Regions from separate parts of the Homo sapiens genome. Here region 1 is linked to region 2. A link is a loop called in an ENCODE intact Hi-C map of the cell type or tissue named here. Cell type or tissue: tibial artery. All regions are shown on one strand. Each heading gives the region's core, and the rest is flanking DNA. Links, peaks and the distances in the headings are about the cores only.

Evidence for each region. Hi-C counts contacts between places; a loop is a spot of excess contacts. Peaks named below come from ENCODE experiments on the same cell type or tissue, not always from the same donor. Only the 100,000 strongest peaks of a DNase experiment are listed, where the experiment ranks them.
Region 1: it touches region 2 in a loop (2.1-fold over the local background); 4 of 110 quality-filtered maps call a loop at or near these places.

The regions. Positions count from the first base shown.
Region 1 is chr3:27,521,560-27,526,939 of GRCh38, forward strand. No RefSeq gene overlaps it. Among named protein-coding and RNA genes, the nearest start is that of SLC4A7, 40 kb to the left of the region's middle. RefSeq lists an enhancer at 3,721-4,357. In tibial artery, for the core only: a CTCF peak has its summit at 2,556; no DNase peak of the experiment used is centred there; H3K27ac peaks cover 4,262 bases.
Region 2 is chr3:27,572,299-27,577,678 of GRCh38, forward strand. No RefSeq gene overlaps it. Among named protein-coding and RNA genes, the nearest start is that of SLC4A7, 91 kb to the left of the region's middle. In tibial artery, for the core only: no CTCF peak of the experiment used is centred there; no DNase peak of the experiment used is centred there; H3K27ac peaks cover 2,148 bases.

The DNA.
Region 1 (5,380 bases), core at 127-5,126, 51 kb before region 2:
TGGGAGACCGATTTGGTTGACACAGCCTTAGTTGACCTCCAATGAGTCATGCCTTGTGTAATATTCTCCCTTAAGTGCTGACAGAACCTGTGACTTGCTTCCAATGAACAGAATATGGCAAAGATGATGGATGTCATTCTCATGAATATGTTACATTACATAAGACTTCATCTTAGCCGACCAGAGTGTGAGTGATTCTGCTGAAGAAGCAAACCACCATGGTGTGAACTGCTGTGGAGAGGGCCACTTGCAGGGAACTATGAGACACTTCTAGGACCTACAGATAGCTCCCAGCCAAGAGCCAGTGAGAAGCTGGGTCTCCAGTTACACAACCACAAAGAGTTGACTTTACCAACAATTTGAATGAGCTTGGAGTTAAATTCTTCCCTAGTCAATCCCTCAGATGAGAATATAGCAAGCCTACATCTTGATTACAGATTGTGGAGGCTGTAAGCTGAGTATCTGGTTAAGCCATTTTCAGACTCCTGACCCACGGGAACAGTGAGATAATAAATGTGTGTGGTTTTAAGCTATTAAGTGTGTGGCAATTTGTTACACAGCAACGGAGAACCAACACAACCAATTAGGATGTTTCTGTAGTAGTCAGGTGAGAATTGATGGTGACTTGAACCAGGCTAGTAGCCATGAAGATGGGGAGAAATGGTTGGATTTGGGATATGTTTTGAACACAGAGTTGATAGATTTGCCAAAAGCTTGGGTATGTTATATGTGAGAGAGAGAGGAGTCTGACTCCAAGATTGGCTCAATAAATACAAATACTCAGCTCATAAAATTCAATTAATTTATATTTTGCTCACCTTAGAAATCAGATCTGGGCCAGGCGCAGTGGCTCATGCCTATAACCCCGGCACTTTGGGAAGCTGAGGCGGGCGGATCACCTGAGGTCGAGAGTTCGAGACCAGCTTGACCAACATGGAGAAATCCCACGTCTACTGAAAATACAAAAATAGCCTGGTGTGGTGGTGCATGTCTGTAATCCCAGCTACTCGGGAGGCTGAAGCAGGAGAATCACTTGAACCCGGGAGGCAGAGGTTGCAGTGAGCCGAGATCGTGCCATTGCACTCCAGCCTGGGCAACAAGAGCAAAACTCCGTCTCAAAAGAAAAAAAAAAAGGAAATCAGATCTGGTTGAATCCTACTGATGTGCTATAGCACCTCTTCCAGGAATGCACTTGACCGCTTTCTAAACCAGGCTTGTTCTACTAACACTTCAAGTTTCAAATGAAATGATTTCCTTCTCTGAAAACTTTCCCATGCACGTTAGCTAGCTTAACTCTTTACTCCCTTTGCTCAAAAATTTCTTATAGCATTTGTCTCATTAATCATAATTTATATGCACTGTCTCCTATAGCTTTTTTTTTTTTTTTTTTTTGAATGGAGTCTCTTTCTGTCACCCGGGCTGGAGTGCAGTGGCGGAATCTTGGCTCACTGCAACCTCTGTCTCCCGGGTTCAAGCAATTCTCCTGCCTCAGCCTCCCAAGTAGCTGGGATTACAGGTGCCCACCACCACCCCCAGCTAATTTTTGCATTTTTAGTAGAGACACGGTTTCACCATGATGGCCAGGTCGAACTCTTGACCTCAGGTGATCTACTCACCTCCCAAAGTGCTGGGATTACAGGTATGAGCCACTGTGCCCAGCTGGGACATAGCTTTAAAAAAACAAAACAAAAAAAAAACTTTATATTCCCAGATCCTAGAACAGAGTCTGGGACATCTAGGAAATATCCAAATGTTTAATGACTGAATAATTGTAGTCATTCTGAAAACATTTGAAATCATCAGATTAACTGTATTTTACCTAATTCTGTCTTCTCATAGCAACATAGTTCATCTCACTATATGATTAACTAAAGCAGACAAGATATGTATGTATGCATATATTACCTGCATCATAAGTATAATGCAATATGCCCATTTGACAATGTTAACTCCATAAATAATAACACTCATAATTGACCCACTGTGCATATGTGTCTGTTTGTGTATGTGAGAGAAAGAGAATTCTATAAGCTACAAAAGTTTTTTATCCAGTTTGAGTTGCAGATCCAAGATTTATCCTCTTGATTTATTGCTTTCTAGCCTTGCAAAAGGACAAAAGTAAAGTTTTTGAAAAGACTTTGTGACAAATCTACTTCAACTACTCCAGAATGTGAAAAACGGATAAGATAGATGCTGGGTCACTTTAAAAAGGCAAAGGAATGTTCCAATATAAAAAATATGGTACTCGTGGGCTAGTTTGTTCAAACACACCGGAGTGACTTTCTAGGCTTCGATCCAATTGTATGATGCATTCAGAAACCCTGTGCCTACTCATAAAAATATCTCAGATGAAAGATTTTGAAATTTGTTTATGAGTTTAACTGAACTGAAAACTGCAATGTTGGCCATTTCTTTTTGTGACCAGAGGGAGGAACTTCTATTCAGTATTGAACCTAATACACCAATGGCTATATTTTCCCTAATTCCAGAAGACAGCACACACACACACACACACACACACACACACACACACACACTTCCTATAAGGACAAGTAACCTCAAAAGATTGGAGCAGTCTCTCTGAATCAGTTCAGGATTTGCCTTAAAGTGTTCATTTTCCTACTCATATCACTCTGGGACACCCAAACTTGCCAATAAATCTCAAATACGTAACTGCTGTCACTTGGGGAAACTTTTTGGCAACAAGACTTATGATCTGAAGCATGATGGAATTTCCGTCTCTCCAGTTAAAAATGATGCTCAAAGCAGCCCATTAATTTGGTTAGTTATTCACAGATTAGAAGCAAATCTGAAATGCCAAGCCCAGAAGAAAGCCAGGCCTAAAAACAACTGAAATGATTTTCCATGGACAAAATAAAAAAGCAGAACAAATCTAGGTTTTTCAAAAGGTTACTTAATCCAAACTTAGTTCTCAAACAAAGATGGAATAACAACTGATAATGACTGATATGCCTTTACCAGTATGAGTTCAAGCAATCCAAGGAACACTACCAGATGGCAAGTCTCAAAATTTGACCTGGTACCTTGTAAACATTCAAGGGATTCTCATTGCTGAAAATGGATAGCAATTAGCATCTACATTTTTATTTTTTTTTTTAAGAGACAGTTTAGCTCTGTCACCCAGGCTGGAGTACAGTGGTGGGATCATGGCTCACTCTAGCCTCCAACTCCTGGCCTCAAGTAATCCTCCTGTGTTGGCCTTCAAAAGTGCTGGGATTACAGCCATGAGCCACCATGCCCAGCCACAATCTACACGTTTATTACACTATATTCACTATATACTATATTCATTAAGCCCCTCATAACTCTATCAGTGACTCTGTTAATGGAGTCAACAGAATGATCAAAAATGCCATTTAGGTGGACACCCTGGTCGATGCCTCCAAGCTTGTCCCAGGCCCTTGTCCTGGCCCCGTGGCCTACAGGGTTTGCCCTGCTATGCATCCTCCAATGCTGGGCTTCGGATTGGCCACAGCTTGCGGATCCTGCCGTGCCAGCTTGTACCTCCACTCTCTCAATCAGATTCTGAAAGTTAAAAAGCACAGTGTCTATTTGACAAATTTGAGGAAATCGGGAACTTTGGGTGACCTAGGCTCTCTAAATGAGATGACCTATCAAATACCAGCAGAGGAAATGCTGGACTCCTAAGCAGAATTTTTTTGGAAGACCTTGCAGATGAGGCTTACCAATTTGAGCACTATGATGTCTCCTTTGGGAATGGTGTCTTAACAATTAAACTGAGTGAAGATCTAGGAACCTATATGACAAACAGCAGACCCCAAATAAGCAAATCTGGTTATCTTCCCCATATAGCATCTGAATAAGTTGCACTTTGTCTTCAAATCAAGTTAAAGTTTGACCTCTAGTTTGTTTTGAGCATCTCAGCTAACGAAGAACACATGATTGTGTCGGAGGCACAATGCAGCCTGTGCAGCATGAAAACCTGAGGCCATGCAAGGAAAGATGTCCCTCATTCCTCATCTGTCTGGCTGCCAATGAAGTAGTTGTAAGAAAGTAAAAGTGAACTGCCCACAGAAAGCTCTCAGACCTACCTCCCTGGGTTATTCATTTGCACTTCCAAAGAGAACATCATGTTGACTGTGAACTGGGGAAGGCCCATATACAGCCAGGCTGAATTCTTTGAAAACCTGGCTGGGCGCAATGGCTCACGCCTGTAATCCCAGCACTTTGGGAGGCCGAGGTGGGAGGATCATCTGAAGTCAGGAGTTTGAGACCAGCCTGGTCAACATGGTGAGACCCTGTTATCTACTATAAATACAAAAATTAGCCGGGTGTGGTGGTGGGTGCCTGTAATCCCAGCTACTCAGAAGGCTGAGGCAGGAGAATTGCTTGAACCCGGGAGATGAAGGTTGCAGTAAGCAGAGATTGCACCACTGCACTCCAGCCTGGGCGACAGAGCAAGACCTTGTCTCAAAAAAAAAAAAAAAAAAAAGAAAGAAAGAAAGAAAAAGAAAACCTAACGGTATTTGCATTTAAAAACAATTATAACCCTACTCCACTTCCAACATTGACATAATTTCATCATTTTAAGGCAGTTAATATTGTACCATTTATCATGCTGTGGTTTGTATTTCTTTGTTCAGAATGAAGTGCATGCCTCCTTCAAAACTGTAAAATAAAATATACATGCTAGTGAAATTAAACAAAATTAGCAGGTAAAGAAATATTTGCTCTATGGTTACAAAAGTCATATTTCAGAGCCAGAAAATACACATATTTTCTTTTAGAGAAAATCAGGTAATTTGCAAATCCAAATAAATAAATAAATAATAAAACCGGGCCGGGCATGATGGCTCACTCCTGTAATCCCAGGCACTTTGGGAGGCTGAGGCGGGCAGATCACTTGAGCTTGAGTTTGAGACCAGCCTGGCCAACATGGTGAAACCCCATCTCTACTAAAAATACAAAAATTAGCCGGGCATGGTGGCGGGCACCTGTAATTCCAGCTACTCAGAAGGCTGAGACAGGATAATCACTTGAACCTGGGAGGCAGAGGTTGCAGTGAGCTGAGATCCTGCCACTGCACTCCAGCCTGGGTGACAGAGCGAAACCCCATCTCAAAAAGAAAAATAAATAAATAAATAAACCAAACATTAGTAATGTAAATTAGTAACCCCACAGGTTTAAGCAAGAGAGCTATGCTAAATTTTACACAGCTGTTTCTATAAAGATACTCACGCACAGAAAAGAAACATTTTGAAAAATATTTTCATGTTGGTTTTCTAGACAGGAAACCAGACTCATATTGCCCTAACACTTGGTTTGCATTTCATACCAGTTAAATTAAAAATTATTGTTACTTAATTTCTCAGCAAACCAATTTTCTAATTTAGCCTTG
Region 2 (5,380 bases), core at 132-5,131:
GTGGAGTTTCACTGTGTCGCCCAGGCTGAAGCACAGTGGCACAATCTCGGCTCACTGCAATCTCTGCCTCCCAGGTTCAAGTAATTCTCTTGCCTCAGCCTCCCAAGTAGCTGGGACTACAGGTGTGTACCACCACGCCTGGCTAATTTTTGTATTTTTAGTAGAGACAGGGTTTCACTATATTGGCCAGGCTTGTCTTGAACTCCTGATAGGCCTGCCTTGGCCTCCCAAAGTGCTGGGATTACAGGCGTGAGCCATCGTGCCCGGCCAGGCCCTTATTTTAATCGGGTGAAAGAAAGCAAGAAATTCTTTCCAATAAGACTAGAAGTTGTAAGGGTGATGTGAGCCTGAATCTACCAGGAGCCACCACGAAGAGCCTAATAATGGAGCCATCAAAGAGGATAATTGAGATAAGGGGGAGAGAGGGTGAGCTCAGATGGCATCACTGGAGTTCCTAGATCCAGCTGTATCTATTTATCTCTGGACTTCTCTGTTACAGGATCAATAAGTCAAAATCAGTCTCTCTATCCACCCCACCATGTTCTTCCCCCTCTGCCTCTTTCTCTCTCTTCTCCTTCCTCCCTCTCTACCTCCTAAGCAAGTTTGAGCTGATTTATTATTTGCAATGGACCAACCAAAATAATTGTAACAAATTGGTACTCCTCTCCCCAAGCTCTTCCCACAACAGTGCACAGATTACATTTTGGTATAGACACCACACATACCCACATCCACGCAATCATTTATTTTTTTCAGACCCATTTGCTCTCACAAACTGATATGGTTTGGATGTTTGTCCCTTTCAAATCTCATGTTGGAATGTGATCCCTAATGTTGGAGGTGGGGCCTAGTGGGAGGTGTTTGGGTCATGGGTGGCAGAACCTTCATGAATGGCCTAGTGCCATCCTAGTAATAATGAGTGAATGGTTGTTCTATTAGTTCACGAGACAGCTGGTTGTTAGAAGGAGACCAGCACCTCCTTTCTTCTCTCTCTTTTGTTCCCTCTCTTGCCATGTGACACACCTGCTCCCTCTTTGCCTTCTGCCATGAGTAAAAGATTCCTGGAGGCTCACCAGAAGCAGATGCTGGTGCCATGTGTCTGTAGCCTGCAAAACTATGAGCCAGATAAACTTCTTTTCTTATAAATTTCCCAGTGTTGGGTATTCCTTTATAGCAATGCAAAATGGAATGACACACGCTTTGAGAGAAGCTGGGGCTGGGTCCGTATTAAGTTGTTATAATGTGTTGTTTTTTTTTTTTCTGAGACAGAGTCTCGCTCTGTCACCCACGCTGGAGTGCAGTGGCACGATCTTGGCTCACTGCAACCTCCGCCTCCCAGGTTCAAGCCATACTCCTGCCTCAGTCTCCCAAGTAGCTAGGATTACAGGCATGCGTCACCATGCCCAGCTAATTTTTGTATTTTTAGTGGAGATGGGGTTTCACTATGTTGGCCAGGCTGGTCTTGAACTCCTGACCTCATGATCCTCCCACCTCCGCCTCCCAAAGTACAGGATTACAGGCGAAAGCCACTATGCCCAGCCTATAGTCTTTTTTATAAGTGAAGAAACTGAGACTCAGAGAGGCTAAATGACTTATCTAAGATCATGCAGTGAGCCAGTGGATGGCAGACCTGGTAGAAGGACCCAGACACCGGGTCTTAGGCCAGTGTTCTTTCCACTGTATCTTGCTGGATTCCTGGGCTCATGACTCACCTTAATCAACAAGCTACATGATTCTCCAAAAAAGCTCATCTCTCTGGACTTTAATTCTCAACTACAAAATGAGGAAGTTGGCAACTATGATTCCAAAGGGCTCTTCCAAAACTTGTATTCAGGTGCTCCATGATATTGCTTCATAACTGTGCCTAGGACTGGCTAGGTTGACTCTAAGACCCTAATGAGAGAATGTCACATCAGTCAGCATGCACACACACACACACACACTCATGTACACACCTGTCATTAAAGTCTCTAGTGTTTTTGTGCTGAGAAGGAGCAAACATTGGTAACAACCCAAGAGTAATAAAATAATTGTGTAGATGCTCCGTACCCCATCTGTTCTATTCCTGTTTTTAAAACGAGTGCCATGTGCTTTAATCTTCTTGTCTTTTAGTCCCCAAACAAAATGAAATAAAGCAGTCTTTGCGTTGCTGCATTTCCAGTGACAATGAGACAACGGGCTCTGCACCAGTCCTGGGTCACTCACTGAGCTCTGCACTGGGGAGTGGGAAAGTGGAGGAGCTGAAAAGCCTGCCTCCTCCCATTCCTTAGGTGTGGAGACAAGGTTCAGACACAGCTCTGAGCCAAACATGTGTTCTCCCAGCTGGGGCCTATGGCTTCTCAAGATGTCAAACAGGGAAGTAGTATGTCCACACACTGATGTATTACTGATAATTCATTTATCTCTCTTCTTTTTTTTCGAGACGGAGTCTCGCTCTGTTGCCTAGGCTAGACCAGTGCAGTGGCACCATCTCAGCTCACTGCAACCGTCACCTCCCGGGTTCAAGCAATTTTCTGCCTCAGCCTCCTGAGTAGCTGGGATTACAAGCTCCCACCACCATGCCCAGCTAATTTTTGTATTTTTAGTAGAGATGGGGTTTCACCATCTTGGCCAGGCTGATCTTGAACTCTTGACCTTGTGATCCACCTTCCTCGGCCTCCCAAAGTGCTGGGATTACAGGTGTGAGCCACCACACCTGGCAATAATTTATTTATCTTATTATTTTATTTTTATTAGTACCAAAGACCAAGACTAGTGGTGTTTTGTTTTGTTTTGTTTTTTGTTTTCGAGATGGAGTCTCACTCTGTTGCCCAGGCTGAAGTGCAGTGGTATGATTTCAGCACGCTGTAACCTCCGTCTCCCAAGTTCAAGCAATACTCCTGCCTCAGCCTCCGGAGTAGCTGAGATTACAGGCTCCCACCACCACGCCCAGCTACTTTCTGTATTCTTAGCAGAGATGAGATTTCACCATGTTAGCTGTGCTGGTCTCAAACTCCTGACTTCAAGTGATCTGCCCGCCTTGGCCTCCCAAAGTGCTGGGATTACAGGAGTCAGCCCCTGCACCTGGCCCAAAACTAGTGTTAATGAGAATCTAAATCCCCATTAGACTACCTGCTTGTTGTGGGCACCTCCCTGGCCTTCATTTACTTTGCAGATTCTTTTAGTCACTCTTGGACTTTTCTTTTTCCTGCATACTGCTTTAAAAGATTTCTAAAAGGAATAGGAGCACAAAGGATATTGCCTTGCTATATTTTGTTGAACCCTAATTGTGTCGGAAAAAACTCAAACCATCTGTCTGCTGTTCTCACACCACAACAACAACGAACACAGAAGACTTCTGTGAGCAAATGTGTGGGAGTTTCTCCCCACACACCATGCAAGCAATCAGTTTTGCAGTGGATCCCAGCTGTATAGCATCAGAAACCACAGGATGAGGGTTCCATCTCACAAGTCTGCCCCCTCTCCTTCCCACCAGTCATGAATCTAGGCCCCTGGAACATCTGACCAACCAGCTTTAACTTGGGGTTTTCACAACCCCCGATTTGGGTTGGATTAATTTGTTAGAGCAGCCCACAGAACTAGGGAAATACTTATATTGACCAATTTAATGCAAAGGATATCTTAAAGGACACAAATAAACAGCCACATGAAGAGATACACAGGATGAGTTCTAGAAGAGTCCTTGAGTGCGGCAGTTTTGTCCCTGTGAAGTTGGGGACATTCTCTTGGCACATGGATGAGTTCTTGTGCACTTCCCTGAAAGCTGGGGGATGGAGCTGAAAGTCCCATCCCCTCTAACCCTGCCTTGTTCCTTCTGGTGACCAGGCCCCCATCCTGCAACTACCTAGGAACTGCCAGCCTTGAGTCAACTCAGTGTATGAAAGACACTTATCACTTTGAATATTCCAAGGATTTTAGGAGTTGTGTGCCAGCACACACGGTCAAAGACCAAATATATATTTCTCAGTATCATACAAATACAAATCCTTCCCAGTGAACTGCAATCAACTGGCTCGTGAGAATCAGGATCATTAGCAACCCAAGAATGTTTCTTGAGTTCCTGCACTCTCCTCATGCAGAGCTCCTGCCCAGTCATTGTTCTAGCTGCTTCATTGCTCCCTTCGTAAGGGAGACACTATGTCCTGACAAAGCATTACTTGCCCAAAGTAATGTCCTGTACTCTGTCTGTTCTTTAGAAAATTAGCATTACACTGTCACATGTTCACCTTTTACTATCCCAGATGTTATCTCTGAATTCAGGATTAGTTTTAGTTAATAGGACTTTAAAACTTTTGCTGGGGTGGGAGGGTAGGTGAGTATACTGGAGTGTAGAACCATATTCCAAAGCTCAACAAGACAACAGCAAAGCCTCACTCATTGTTTAATTTAGAATAAGGTGGGACATGGTCTTCTATGTGAAGGAAAAAAGGCACTTGGTATAATTCTGACTTTCCTAGGAGTCAGGGGTTTCCAGATTGGCCTCTCTCTTTTATTTTTTTGAGACAGGGTCTCACTCTGTTGTCCAGGCTGGAGTCCAGTAGCATAATCATGACGAACTGCAGGCTCTACCTTCTGGGCTCAGGTGATCCTCCCACCTCAGCCCCCCAAGTAGCTGGGGGACTATAGGTGCGTGCCACCAGGCCTGCTAATTTTTTTTTTTTTTTTTTTTTTTGGAGAGATGAGGTTTTACCATGTTGCCAGGCTGTTCTCAAACTCCTGAGCTCAAGTGATCCATCTGCCTTGGCCTCCCAAAGAGCTGTGATTACGGCATTAGCCACCGCCACCATGCCCAGACCAGATTGGCCTATTATTGATGTCCAAGCTCCTTCAGAGAGAACCTTAATGAGAGCTCCATACCTTGGGCAATATGTACATTTTAACACTTCAAGAAGGAAAAGTGATAAACTTCCCAGATAGATTTCCTGCTCCACAAACTGACAATAATGTCCCAGAGTTCATACGATGTAGCCATAAAACACTGGAGTGTTGTTTCTGTAAGAAGAACACCTCTGTCATGGCGTCCATCTGTAGAAACCCTGCCCTGTATCATAAGCCTGGATCCTCTGCTTAGATGCAGACAATCCCTTAATATGGACGTCAGATCCATTACTTAATTCTTGAACCACTGGGGAATTAAAGACCAAGAGTACTCATGAGGCCAGGCATGGTGGTCCTCACCTGTAATATTAACGCTTTGGGAGGCCAAGGCAGGAGGATTCCTTGAGCCCTGAAGTTCAAGACCAGCCTGGGCAACATAGGGACGCCTTGTCTTTACGAAATATAAAAATAACTTAGCCAATTGTCAGTGAGCCGTGATCATCAGATCACTTCCTTCCAAACTACGCAACAGAGCGAGACTGTTTTTCTTTTTTTAAAAAAA